Regions from separate parts of the Homo sapiens genome. Here region 2 is linked to region 1. A link is a contact called in ENCODE Hi-C or POLR2A ChIA-PET data. All regions are on one chromosome and are shown on one strand. The core of a region is the stretch at or near the end of the contact, and the rest is flanking DNA. Distances in the headings are between cores, read along the strand shown.

Region 1 (6,838 bases), core at 1,816-4,315:
TCTCGGTGGTGGGAGAGGGGTGCGGACGGGGAATAAGTCAGCCGGGTGTGGTGGCTCACGCCTGTAATCCCAGCACTTTGGGAGGCTGAGGCGGGTGGATCACCTGAGGTCAGGAGTTCAAGACCAACCTGGCCAACATGGTAAAATCCTGTCTCTACTAAAAATACAGAAAAATTAGCTGGGTATGGTGGCAGGCGCCTGTAATCCCAGCTACTTGGGAGGCTGAGGCAGGAGAATCACGCTTGAACTCGGGAGGCAGAGGTTTCAGTAAGCCGAGATCACGCCATTGCACTCCAGCCTGGGCAACAAGAGCGAAACTCCATCTCAAAATAATAATGATAATAATAATAATAATCATAATAATCATAAGTGGAGGAAGAGAGACATAAAAGTGTTGTTATATGACATAGACATTTGGATAGTTTGCCTTTGTAGACAGGCACTAAAAATAGTCTGATCAAGAAAATTGATACTGGAAAAACTGTTTTTTGTATAATCGATCTGGGCTGTGAGAAGCAGGTGATCTTTAAGATGGTATAGGGATCACCTGTGCTATGTACTATGAATAAATTTAGAAACTGTAAAGGCTTAAGGAAAAAACAGGTCGTAAAAGGCTTGGACCACTTTGAGTAGAAACTCAATAAATGCCCGATGATAGTAATGTTTTCTAGGCTCTTCAATTAAGTTATTGATATTTACAAAAAATCACTGCTCAGGAAAACAAAATAGAGTTTAAAAGTCATTCAGGCCGGGTGCGGCCACATTTCTTTTGTTTTTTTAAAACGAAAAAAAGATTATTTTTTGCCATGTTGGCCAAAAAAAGATATTTTTCTAAAAGCACTTTTTAAATAATTTTTTCTATACTTAAATAGAGGGCCTGGATTTATACAGTATTACCTAATTCTGAAAAATAATCCCTGTTGTCTTTTCTACAGTTTGTTTTCTGTGGAGAGAGAAAGGAATAAGGGTAGTTTGAGTGGACTTGTAAGAAACTTACAATCATTTCTTCCTTAAAACTACAACCACTACTACAACAAAATATCCTCTATGTTTTATAAAGCTAGTAACCATTTCTCTTTGAGATTCTTTTTTCCATTTTGAGAAAACTGCGTTTCCTATTAGTTTATGTCTGATTTTGGTGAGTGCATATAAATCACGGCTAAACTCTCATTTTGTGGTCTTTTCTCTGACTACCTTGTTTTACATTTTCAACAAGTAAATTGCTTCCTCATGCTTAGGAGACACAGTGCCTATTTGCTAATTCTTCATAACACTTTATACTGTACAGTTCTTTCCTACTCTGGAGCCAGCAGCTGAAATACTGTGTATATAATGAATTCAAACAAATGTTTCGCTGTTGAACTCACCGTGAATTCCCTTCCCTTCTTATGTCTTTCAGAAGCTTTGCATCGTCCCTATGGTTGTGATGTTGAACCCCAGGCACTAAATGAGGCTATCAGGTGGAGCTCCAAGGAGAACTTGCTCGGAGCCACTGAGAGTGACCCTAATCTCTTCGTTGCACTTTATGATTTTGTAGCAAGTGGTGATAACACACTCAGCATCACTAAAGGTGAGGCTTCTATGTAGCATCCTTTCACTTTTCAGTTTTCATTAATGATTAAGAGATAAAGGGGCCTGGCCAGGCACAGTGGCTCACACCTATAATCTCAGCACTTTGGGAGGCCAAGGCGGGCAGGTCACCTGAGGTCAGGAGTTTGAGACCAACCTGGCCAACATGGTGAAACCCTGTCTCTAATAAAAATATGAAAAAAATTAGTCAGGCGTGGTAGCCCATGCCTGTAGTCCCAGCTACTCAGGAGGCTGAGGCATGAGAATCACTTGAACTCGGGAGGCAGAGGTTGCAGTGAGCTGAGATCACACCACTGCACTCCAGCCTGGGTGACAGAGTGAGACTCCATCTCAAAAAAGAAAAAAAAAAAAAAATTATCCTGAAATACATTTTTTTCCCCGGCAGTGGCTTTCATATGTTCAAAAGGTAAGAATAAGCTTAGGCAGACTAGCAATCCAGTTCATGTACACAAGGATAATCTCCCCATAATCCTATTTCTTTCTCATAAAAGTTACTTTTTTTTGCCTTTGCATGCGTGTGTGCGTACACACACACACACACACACACACACACACACACACACAAAATCAATAATGATTGATTTTATTTGGTCATGTTCTTAATGTTCCCTTTTATAAGAATTTCCCACGGAAATAAACTACCACTCTCTTGAGAATATTACTATAATGGAAATCAAATAAACCTTTCCTACCATTCCTTTCACTAATCTATATAAACACAAACAATAGACATTTATGTTGTCTAGGCCAGTGCTACTCAAAAATGGTCCACAACAAGGTAAGATGCTTATGCCAGAATGTGAAACACTGAACTACTATCTTCATGCAGAAAGCCTTGCTCCAAAAGGTAAAACTATTAGCTGAACTAAGTAATAAATAGTGTGCTTAGTGATATAGTTGGTTTACATTTAGTTGAAGTTCTTAATCTCACTGTGGACTAGTAATGAATGAACAGTCCTCAGATAGGCAGTCAAGTTCGCAGACATTCTGAGTAGCAGTGAGGTCTGGCAACATGGCTCATCTTAGCCACAGTTCAATTAGAATAGGTGTGACCAGGCACAGTGGCTCACGCCTGTAATCTAGCACTTTGGGAAGCCGAGGCTGGTGGATTGTCTGAGCTCAGGAGTTTGAGACCAGCCTGGGCAACACGGTGAAACCCCATCTCTACTAAAATACAAAAGACATTAGCCGTGTGTAGCGGCATGTGCCTGTAGTCCTAGCTACTCAGGAGGCTGAGGCAGGATAATTGCTTGAACTTGGGACGGGGAGGTTGCATTGAGCTGAGATGGTGCCACTGCACCCCAGCCTGGGCGACAGAGTGAGATGCCGTCTCTTAAAAAAACAAAAACAAAAGAATAGGTGTATAGTGAGTCTAACCTTCATGGTAGTTGCATGTGCTGGCCAATTGTACATAGGACAGAATTAAAAGTGAAAGTAAAAGTGCATCATCTCCTAGTGTCAGTTTTACTTCCTGCTTTTGGATAGTTTTGGGGACAGGATGATACATGTTATGTATGTGGGGGTTGTGTTTATGCAGTTGTAGGAACATTTTACGTAAAATTTGAGGATAGAACAAAAGACATCAAAGAATTTTTTTTTTTTTTTTTTTGAGACAGAGTCTCGCTCTGTCACCCAGGCTGGAGTGCAGTGGCACAGTCTCGGCTCACTGCAAGCTGTGCCTCCTGGGTTCAAGCGATTCTGCTGCCTCAGCCTCCTGAGTAGCTGGGATTACAGGCACGCACCACCACGCCGTGTTAATTTTTGTATTTTTAGTAGAGACAGGGTTTCACCCATGTTGGTCAGGATGGCCTCGAACTCCTGACCTGTGATCCACCTGCTTCAGCCTCCCAAAGTGCTGGGGTTACAGGCGTGAGCCACCACGCCCAGCCAGAAAGTTTATATTGTGTAGTAGTCTCTTTGGACTACAATATACTTGATTTTACCTTTATTGATTCTTCACTGGAGAAATTTGTGAAGTGATGACTCAGAAATTCTTTCATAGGTATGTTTTCCTGTTGTTTTTTCAAGATAGCCCAGTCATCAAGGAAACATTGATAAAGAAAGACTGTTGATTCCTCACTTATGGGTTATGACTGGCCTTTATCTTATGACCAACAGTGGTTTCTCTTAAAATCCACAGAATGCCAAATTTTTATATCAGGTTCTCACTAATTTAAAATGATGTCATACTAAAGCTATTTTATTATTTTAAAAGACAAGAAAATATATTTAAAAAATAAAGCAACACTTTAGTTTTTGATTGAAAATGATATTTTGCTTGAATTTTTTTTTTTTAAAGTTCTACCAGCCAAGCGCAGTGGCTCATCCCTGTATTCTCAGCACTTTGGGAGGTTGAGGCAGGAGGATTGCGTGAGCCTAGGAGTTCAAAACCAGCCTAGGCAATGTAGTGAGACCCCTGTCTCTACAAAAAATTTAAAAATTAGCCAGGGGCAGTGGCATGCACCTGTAGACCCAGGTACTTGGGGGGCTGAGGTCTGAGGATCACTTGAGCCTGAGAAGTTGAGGTTACAGTGAGCTGTGTTTGCACCGCTGCACTGCCGCGTGGCGACAGAGGGAGACCTGTTTCAAAACAAACAAAAAAGTTCTCCCTAGGGTTGCTCTGCCAGTTTGGCCAATATTTGAATCCATACTAGTCATCCCCCTATCAGTTTCCATGGTAGTCAAAACTTCCAGGGTAGAAAAATTTTCCTGATAACTGACAAAAAAAGAACAACAAACAAAAAATCCTGGGGTCTTTGACTGTATCTTAATTATGATAGCCTGTTATTACCAATTCTTTTCAAGGAAGCAACAATATTAAAAAATGTATATATAGATATATATACAAAGTACTAATATTCTTTATTTTTAGCTCATGTGGACTAACAGAGAAAAGCTACAGAGCAACAGGTTTTCTTCAGTTTTTCTAGCAGGATTCTTTTTTTTTTCTTCCTGTAAATATGATTGGCAAGTATTTGTGCACTTATGCATATCCACCGCTACACCAGACTTACTCTTATCTGTATATATGTATATTTTATGTACCCATAGGTGTATATATGTACATATACTCTTGTGTTTTTTCTCATTATCTCATATCCATGTGTCTAAGGTGAGATGGTGTCTGATACAAAGTTATTCTATGGAAACGTTTCTGAAGGCCACTAAAAAAGGACAGATGGTTACAAGGATAATTATTTTTAGTTCTCCTAAAAACTTTTGCCTGATACTTCTGGCCATGTGCTTTTTTTTTTTTTTTTAGCAGTCTCACTCTGTCTCCCAGGCTGGAGTACAGTGGTGCAATCTCGGCTCACTGCAACCTCAGCCTCCCGGGTTCAAGCAATTCTCCTGCCTCAGCCTCCCGAGTAGCTGGGATTACAGGCATGCAGACTATCACACCCGGCTAATTTTTTGTATTTTTGGTAGAGATGAGGTTTCACCATGTTGGCCAGGCTGGTTTTGAACTCCTGACCTTAGGTGATCCGCCCCTCTCAGCCTCCCAAAGTGCTGGGATTACAGGCATGAGACACCACGCTCAGCCATGGCCATGTGCTTTTGATTGACTTGGCTTCCTTCTACTTTTTGACACTGAAGAAGTAGATGTGAATGCTGTAGGAAGACTTGCATCTCTTAGAGATAAGAGCCTGAGGCACTACAAGGATTCTTTAGATTAGCATTTATTTATCACTAGTGATATCTCTTTCACTTTTTCTGTTTTGTCAAAGAAACCTAATTTGTGCTGCAAGTATCGGGGCAAGTTATATGTTGAAGTCTGAACTTGATGTTCACAATTTTAATAGAAAAATTAAGAACATTGAAGTTGACAGCAAAGATACACTGAGTGACTTGGGTTTTGGTTTCCAACTTCAGAGTGAGCTTGCCATTCCACACACTGATTTTAATGTGGAATGGAAAGGAGTGATTCATTCTTTGTGGGAACTAGGAAGGAAATAAGAAAGCTATAGCTATTTTTAAACTTGCATTCTGGAAGGGATTGTGTTTTGGGAGTCCTAACTGCCCATTCCCCTCACCCCACTAAACAGTTTTCTTGCTGAAAACTCTGTGGTCCGTGTTTTTTTTTGTTTGTTCATTTTTTGTTTTTGTTTTTGTTTTTTTACATCAGTGGTTTTGTTGCCTTGGTGCCAAGTGAAATTTAGAAGTCACTTTGTATCTCACATGTCTTATCCCTAATCCTTGATTGTTGTTAACATTGAATCATATATAAGATACATTCCTTGATAAACTTTTGAGGGAAAGTGAATTTTCTTCTTTTGAAGAGTGAGCACTGTGTCCTTTTCCAGCCATTTTAGTAACCTGTCTGGCATACATAGAATTTCTTAAGGATATTTTTTAAGTTGTATATAGACTTTTAAAACCCTGTAGTAAATGCCAGAAAACCATTTGTGACCATACTTCTGTGGTTAAGCTAAAAGCTAAAGAGAGCAATCAGGATATGATGAACAGCCAAGTTTGTTTTCATTATTTAAAAAAAAAATTTGGCATAAAAGTTCTAGATTCTTTTTTTTTTTTAATGAGTTTAAAGTTTGACAGTACACTGCTTCAGTTGAAATAAAGTCTTAACATCGTTTCTTTCATCCTGTGATGACCTTATGGCTAGGTGAAAAGCTACGAGTCCTTGGTTACAACCAGAATGGTGAGTGGAGTGAAGTTCGCTCTAAGAATGGGCAGGGCTGGGTGCCAAGCAACTACATCACCCCAGTGAACAGCCTGGAAAAACACTCCTGGTACCATGGACCTGTGTCACGCAGTGCAGCTGAGTATCTGCTCAGCAGTCTAATCAATGGCAGCTTCCTGGTGCGAGAAAGTGAGAGTAGCCCTGGGCAGCTGTCCATCTCGCTCAGGTACGAGGGACGTGTGTATCACTACAGGATCAATACCACTGCAGATGGCAAGGTAAGACTCCCTGGTCACCACCTTTAAGCATGGACTGGCTACTCTGTGAAATAATATTCAACGTGATTGAAGTGAAATAATAGATTTTATGTCTGACGTGAAATAAAATATTCACTAGCTTTGTGAGTTTGGGCTTTTTGGCATGTTAGAGCTTGTACTCTTGAAAAGGATATGGTAATAGAAATTTTTAAAAACAGTATTATATTAATATTTTAAAGATAAGCTAGATTTGAAGGTGAAGAATGAAGGGAACTGCTCTATAAGTTAGCTGTTCTTATAATCAGTACACAAATATACACCCAGTGCACTGGTATAGAGTTTATCAGTTAACATT
Region 2 (6,838 bases), core at 1,780-4,279, 380 kb before region 1:
ATGATCATCTCAATAGATGCAGAAAAAGCATTCAACAAAATCCAGCATCCCTTTATGATTAAAACTCTCAGCAAAATCAGCATACAATGGACATAACTCAATGTATTAAAAGCCATCTATGGCAAATCCACAGCAAACATAATATTGGATGGGGAAAGCTGAAAGCATTCTCTCTGAGAACTGGAATGAGACAAGGATACCTACCCACTCTCACCACTCCTCTTCAACATAGAACTGGAAGTCCCAGCCAGAGCAATCAGACAAGAGAAGGAAATAAAGGACACCCAAATTGGTAAAGAGGAAGTCAAACTGTCATTGTTTCCTGACAATATGATCATTTACCTTGAAAACCCTAAAGACTCTCCAGAAAGCTCCTAGAAATGATAAAAGAATTCAGCAAAGTTTCCGGATACAAGACTAATGTACACAAATCAGTAGCTCTTCTCTACACCAACAGCTACCAAGCGGAGAGTCAAATCAAGAACTCAACCCCTTTACAACAGCTGCAAAAATAATAAAATACTTAGAGATATACCTAACCAAGGAGGCAAAAGACCTCTATAAGGAAAACTACAAACACTGCTGAAAGAAATCATAGACAACATAAACAAATGGAAACACACCCCAAGCTCACGGATGAGTAGAATCAATACTGTGAAAATAGCCATACTGCTAAAAGCAATCTACAAATTCAATGCAATCCCCATCAGAACACCACTATCATTCTTCACATAATTAGAAAAAAAAATTCTAAAATTCATATGAAACCAAAATAGAGCCCGCATAGCCAAAGCAAGACTAAGCATGAAGAACAAATCTGAAGGCATCGCACTACCTGATTTCAAACTATACTATAAGGCCATAGTAACCAAAACAGCATGGTACTGGTATAAAAACAGGCATATAGACCAATGGAACAGAATAGAGAACCCAGAAATAAATCCAAATACTTATAGCCAACTGATCTTCAACAAAGCAAACAGAAACATAAAGTGGGGAAAGGACACCCTTTTAAACAAATGGTGCTGGGATAATTGGCTAGCCACATGTAGGAGAACGAAACTGGATCCTCATCTCTCACCTTATACAAAAATCAACTCAAGATGGATTAAGGACTTAAATCTAAGACCTGAAACTATAAAAATTCTAGACATAACATTGGAAAAACCCTTCTAGACATTGGCTTAGGCAAAGATTTCATGACCAAGAACCCAAAAGCAAATGCAATAAAACAAAGATAAATAGCTGGGGCTTAATTAAACTAAAGAGCTTTTGCACAGCAAAAGGAACAGTCAGCAGAGTAAACAGACAACGCACAGAGTGGGAGAAAATCTTCACAATCTTTACATCTGACAAAGGACTAATATCCAGAATCTAAAACAAACTCCAACAAATCAGCAAGAAATGAAACAAACAATCACATCAAAAAGTGGGCTAAGGACATGAATAGACAATTATCAAAAGAAGAGACACAAATGGCCAACAAATATATGAAAAAAAGCTCAGCCTCACTAATGATCAGGGAAATGCAAATCAAAACGACAATGCAATACCACCCTACTCCTGCAAGAATGGCCATAATCAAAAAATCAAGAAACGGTAGATGTTGCCATGAATGCGGTCATCAAGGAACACTTCTACACTGCTGGAGGGAATGTAAACTAGTAGAGCCACTATGGAAAACAGTGTGGAGATTCCTTAAAGAACTAAAAGTAGAATTACCATTTGATCCAGCAATCTCATTACTGGGTATCTACCCAGAGGAAAAGAAGTCATTATAGGAAAAAGATGCTTGCACACGCATGTTTATAGCAGCACAATTCACAATTGCAAAATCATGGAACCAACCCAAATGCCCATCAATCAACAAGTGGATAAAAATCTGTGGTGTATATACATATACACACACACACACACACACACACACACACCCCATATACCATATACTATGTATATATTATACCATATATATGTGGTAGTGTGTGTATATATATATAAAATCATATTATGTATATGATTGGAATATATATATATATACACACACTACCATATTATATATGTATATATATGATGGAATGCTACTCAGCCATGAAGAGGAATGAATTAACAGCATTTTCAGTGACCTGGATGAGACTGGAGAAACTTTTTTTTTTTGTGGGGGACAGAGTCTCACTCTGTCGCCCAGGCTGGAATGCAGTGGCGTGATCTCGGCTCACTGCAGCCTCCACCTCCTGGGTTCAAGCGATTCTCCTGCCTCAGCCTCCTGAGTAGCTGGGACTACAGGAGACTCTTATTGTAAGTGAAGTAGCTCAAGAATGGAAAACGAAACACCATATGTTCTCACTGATGTGTGGGAGCTAAGCTATGAGGATGCAAAGGCATAAGAATGATACAATGGACTTTGGGGATTTGGGGGGAAGGGTGGGAGGGGGGCAAGGGATAAAAGACTACAAATAGGGTGCAGTGTATACTACTCGAGTGATGGGTGCACCAAAATCTCAGAAATCACCACTAAAGAACTTACTCATGTAACCAAACACCACCTGTACCCCAGTAACCTATGGAAAAATAAAAAATAAAAGACTTGTCAGATTCATGCAAGGTTAAATTCAATTGCCTTTAAATTCCCTTCTGCTCTCACGTCTCTGATTCTGTACAGTTCCTTGATTTTTTCCTAGATCTGATACACCAAGATCATGTCGGTGGTATTTCATTAAGTTTCTCAAAGTATACTATAATTTACAATTTATAATGTTGATAAAATCATTCAGTGGTTATTTCACAATAATTCTTGCCAAGATCTAGACAGCACATTTGTTAAAGGTGAATAATTTAGAAAGATGATATTTCTTCAGTGTTTAAATGTAAAAAAAAAGTTTCATAAATGTGTAGATAGAACCTTCCCCTTCTTTCTCAGACCCAAGACACTGACATATAGGCCATCAGATCATACCTGTATAGTATGACTCTGATAACAATGGGAGCTTCTTCAGAATTTACTGGAGGAGAACGCCTTCAAAGAGGCTGAAATACAAACAAGAGTTGAGTTTGTGATGGCACATGATAGTCACTGATTTGAGATTCTCGGTAAGCAGGTGGCAATGAAAACCACAGGAAACACAGTAATAGGTAGTGTGTACAAATGAGAAGTGAAAGCAAGCCAAGGACAGAATATCAACATTTAAGAGGCAGAAAAGGGTGAAACTCTAAAACAAGGGTGAAATAAAGAAGTAGGAGAAAAACCAGGACATTGTAAAAGGAGTGAATGGTTAAGAGAGCCAAATGCTACACAGAAGCCAGGTTAAATACAAAATTGAAGATACTTGGATTTGGCAATAAGGAATCACTGGTGACCTTATAGTAGTTCTAGAGTTTTAAACAAATTGATTATGATGGAATGGAAAGAGAGAAAGAAGTAGCAGAGAGACAAGGTCAAGGGACATCCTTCTTAGGATGGGAGAAATGACCATGTTTTAGATTGCTTTTAGATTGATAAAATGGAACAATTAGAGAAGATATTAAAGAGGCAAAACAGAGAAGACATTGGACATGGGATTAAGTGCTCGAAGGAAGAAATAACCTTAAATGGAAAGACTGAGACTGGAGGGGAGGGAAAAGGGTGAGCACAGAAGCAGATGAACCTGAGGATATGCCTCAGGAAGTGGCAGGGAGCTTCTACCTGAAACCCATTCTTTCCTTTATAAAATCACCTGCTAAAAACATGACGCAAAATGCTGAGTGGATGATTCTATTCCTTAGAGGGAAGAAGAGCTGTGAAAGATCTTGATCAGAACCAAAATTCTCATATGTTAGGGTAAATGAACAAGGATTCAGAACATTGATTGGAAAAAGCTGTGAACCTTCTGTACTGAAATACAGGAATAATCTGAATAATGACCAACGCTAACATGTGGCAAATACCTCTTCAAGTAGCCGCTCTATTTCTTCATATGTCAATAATGTAATTTTTCTGCCTTTGATATTAGAAAGGAGGCAAGAGCATGTGTTGATCCATTCATAACATTCTTTCTGAGAAGAGATAAAAGATTACAAGCAGAAAAACCAGCTCATTTATTCACTCACCGCTATTGAGGAACTGATAAATACAATTCCTCTAAACATAACTATATTCAATTAACTTTATATCAGTTCAGTTCAAAGAGTTGTGCAGTGGTGACTGGCTATTAACATACACCTAAATCATATTATCTCTTATTGACACGGTGTGGGATCTGGGTTGTAATGGGACAGGGAGTAGTGAAGTGCCGTAAAAACAGATACAAAAAGATTGTTTTATTTACTAATGTCTAAATGGCCTCCTAATAAATTTTATGCAACTGACCAGGTCAACTGTGATTGCATAATAACAACAGAAGTAGCAAACACCTACCTTGTACTTAATTATATGCCAGACTCTGTTCTAAGCATTATGCATATATTAACTCATTTGATCCTCAGTATGAGACATTAACTATTATTATCCTCATTTTTTAAGATGAGGAAACTGAGAAATTGAGTAGTTAAATGTCTTGCTCAAGGTCACAAAAATAGTTAAGTATGATGCTTGGATTCTAATCTATGTGGTCTGTGCTTAACCACTAAAAAAAAAAATCCCTCTACTGCTAATAAAGTGAATGGATCAAGATTTGAGACACTTTTGGAAAAGGTGCTCACCTTTTATCTATTGAGATATGGGAAAGGTCTATAGCAGGTTTTAATCCCCTAAGGTAAATAGTTAAACTGTATTTACCAAGATCTCCTAACAGTTAAGAGCTGGTTTCAACGTTTAAAAGGTACATTATTCCTTATTAGTTAATAAAAGCCCTGAGAACTAGGAAACGTTGTCCTCTCTGGGAACAGAGATCTGGTCACTCTAGCCAAAAAACGGCAGCATGTGGTGAAATGACCCACTGTAGGCTCCTGAAATCAACCACAATGAGCAGTAATATACCTTATATTTCTTTCATTATTAGCCTTTTTTTTTTTTTTGAGACAGGGTCTTGCTCTGTTGCCCAGGCTAGAGTGCAGTGGCATCATCATAGCTCACTGCAGCCTCGACCCACTAAGCTCAAGTGATCCTCCCACCTCAGCCTCCCAAGTAGCTGGGACCACAGGTGTGCACCACCATACCTGGCTAATTTTTTTACTTTTTCTTGCCCAGGCTGGGCTTGTACTCCTGGACTTAAGCAATTCAGCCTCCCAAAATGCTGGGATTACAGGCATGAGCCACTGTACCTGGCCCAGATTTCTTTTAAATTGTGTAATTATTATGAAACATCAGAGCCAAAAATTTTAGAAATCAAATCTAAATCCATATGTTGTAGATAAAGAAACTGAAGCCTATAGTGGTAAAGTAAGTTTACTACAGCTTTGTTAATGTCACTGATGGTTAAATTCTGGATTCAGAGGGTTAGAATGGTATCTTATTGCATATCAGGAAGAAGAGTGGACAAGGCAGATGAAGGTGTTGGGTTTTAGTCCTAACTTCACCTAATTAGTTGAGAGTTCTTGAGTAAATGCCTAATAGTCCTTATCTTTTTTTTTTTAATGAAGCTGTTTGTTTACTCTAAGTGATCCATATGCAGTGGTGACCTGGTAAATGTTTAACAACCATTTCTGAGGGAGTTGGGGGAAGCCCTGATTTGTAGCAATTTCTGATTTCCATGGTGAAAACACTCTCACCAGGCAATTTCAGTGATATTCATCAATTCAGTATGTTATCACAGAATGTGGACTTGAGAAGGCTTGTATATAATTGGTTCTTGTGAGCCAGTGTGAGTTTCTATCACACCACTGCCCCTAAGTATCCTTCCAGATATAAAGCTTGACTAATACATTTTTTAACCTTTTTTTATTGTACCTAGAACAAAAAAATTTCAAAACTAGTCTGTAGTTGAATTTGCACGCTATGAAACAGATCCTGGTCATTTTCTTATAAATGTCTGAGACATTGGAGATACTGTCATAAGACTTCTGATGAGGAAAAAAATTATTAGGAGTCTTTTACAGTTTTACTGTAAACGTTTTACAATAATCTATAGAGTTCAGCAAGTTTTCCTTCAAAACCTTCAATAATACCTTTTTATCAGCTATAGACCAGGATAGCTTGGTTGCTAATTAATACCCATGAATCTCTTTCCATGAATATTCTTAATTGATTCTAATAAAGACTTCTGGTGTGAAGTAAAAGGACTAAAATTCATGTTTGGAGTGAAGGAGTATTTAAGAAGCAAGTGATAGTCCTAAATGTTAAGCCTATTGTAGCAGGAGAAACAGAAGGCCACAGGAGAGTCTTTTATAGGGTACCAGCAGTAAGACACTGGCTATAAATGGAGCTATTAAGAATCCATGATCCACAGATCCCCCCATAAGGAAGGAAAGCTGGGGCTTGAATTTACCTGCTAAAACATCTTGAGAGTAAGATTCCTACTACCACCATCTTCAGTCATAGTCCTTTTGGAGGACCAAATCCTGGAACCGGCAGTGCTATCTCTGGTGACATAAAGAAAGCCTATTGTGGTCCAAGGTGGATGGCAGACTACACAGGGCAGAGATGAGACCAAATGGCATAGAGGAAGTTTTGTTTTGTTTTTTTGACACAGAGTCTTACTCTGTCGCCCAGGCTAGAGTGCAGTGGTGCAATCTCGGCTCACTGCAACCTCCGCCTCCTAGGCTCAAATGATCCTCCTACCTTAGCCTCCTGAGTAGCTGAGACTACAGGCATGCCACCATGCCCGGCTAATTTTTGAATTTTCAGTAGAAACGGGGCTTCACTATGTTGGCCAGGCTGGTCTCGAACTGCTGACCTCAAGTGATCCACTTGCCTCAGCCTCGCAAA

Evidence for each region. A loop is a pair of places that touch in the nucleus more often than their neighbours do. ChIA-PET counts read pairs that join two places held with the same protein, here RNA polymerase II (POLR2A).
Region 2: a map of OCI-LY7 shows a loop between it and region 1 (2.4-fold over the local background). The contact joins two enhancer-like sites. A Hi-C loop is called at or near these places in 1 of 168 maps with a recorded cell type or tissue (OCI-LY7). POLR2A ChIA-PET finds 5 or more read pairs at or near these places in 1 of 52 experiments (WTC11).

The regions. Positions count from the first base shown.
Region 1 is chr1:179,126,043-179,132,880 of GRCh38, reverse strand. It overlaps ABL2 (ABL proto-oncogene 2, non-receptor tyrosine kinase), which reads left to right. Exons shown (of 12, transcript NM_007314.4): 3 at 1,400-1,570; 4 at 6,209-6,504. Among named protein-coding and RNA genes, the nearest start is that of TOR3A, 47 kb to the right of the region's middle. RefSeq lists an enhancer at 2,913-2,962. Within about 2 kb of position 3,065, at least 16 of the 41 ENCODE cell types and tissues checked have a DNase peak (open chromatin) inside an H3K27ac peak, as active enhancers do; they include OCI-LY7, where a contact is called at or near this core.
Region 2 is chr1:179,506,487-179,513,324 of GRCh38, reverse strand. AXDND1 (axonemal dynein light chain domain containing 1) reads right to left here. Exons shown (of 26, transcript NM_144696.6): 21 at 3,922-4,029. Among named protein-coding and RNA genes, the nearest start is that of NPHS2, 66 kb to the left of the region's middle. Within about 2 kb of position 3,029, at least 2 of the 41 ENCODE cell types and tissues checked have a DNase peak (open chromatin) inside an H3K27ac peak, as active enhancers do; they include OCI-LY7, where a contact is called at or near this core.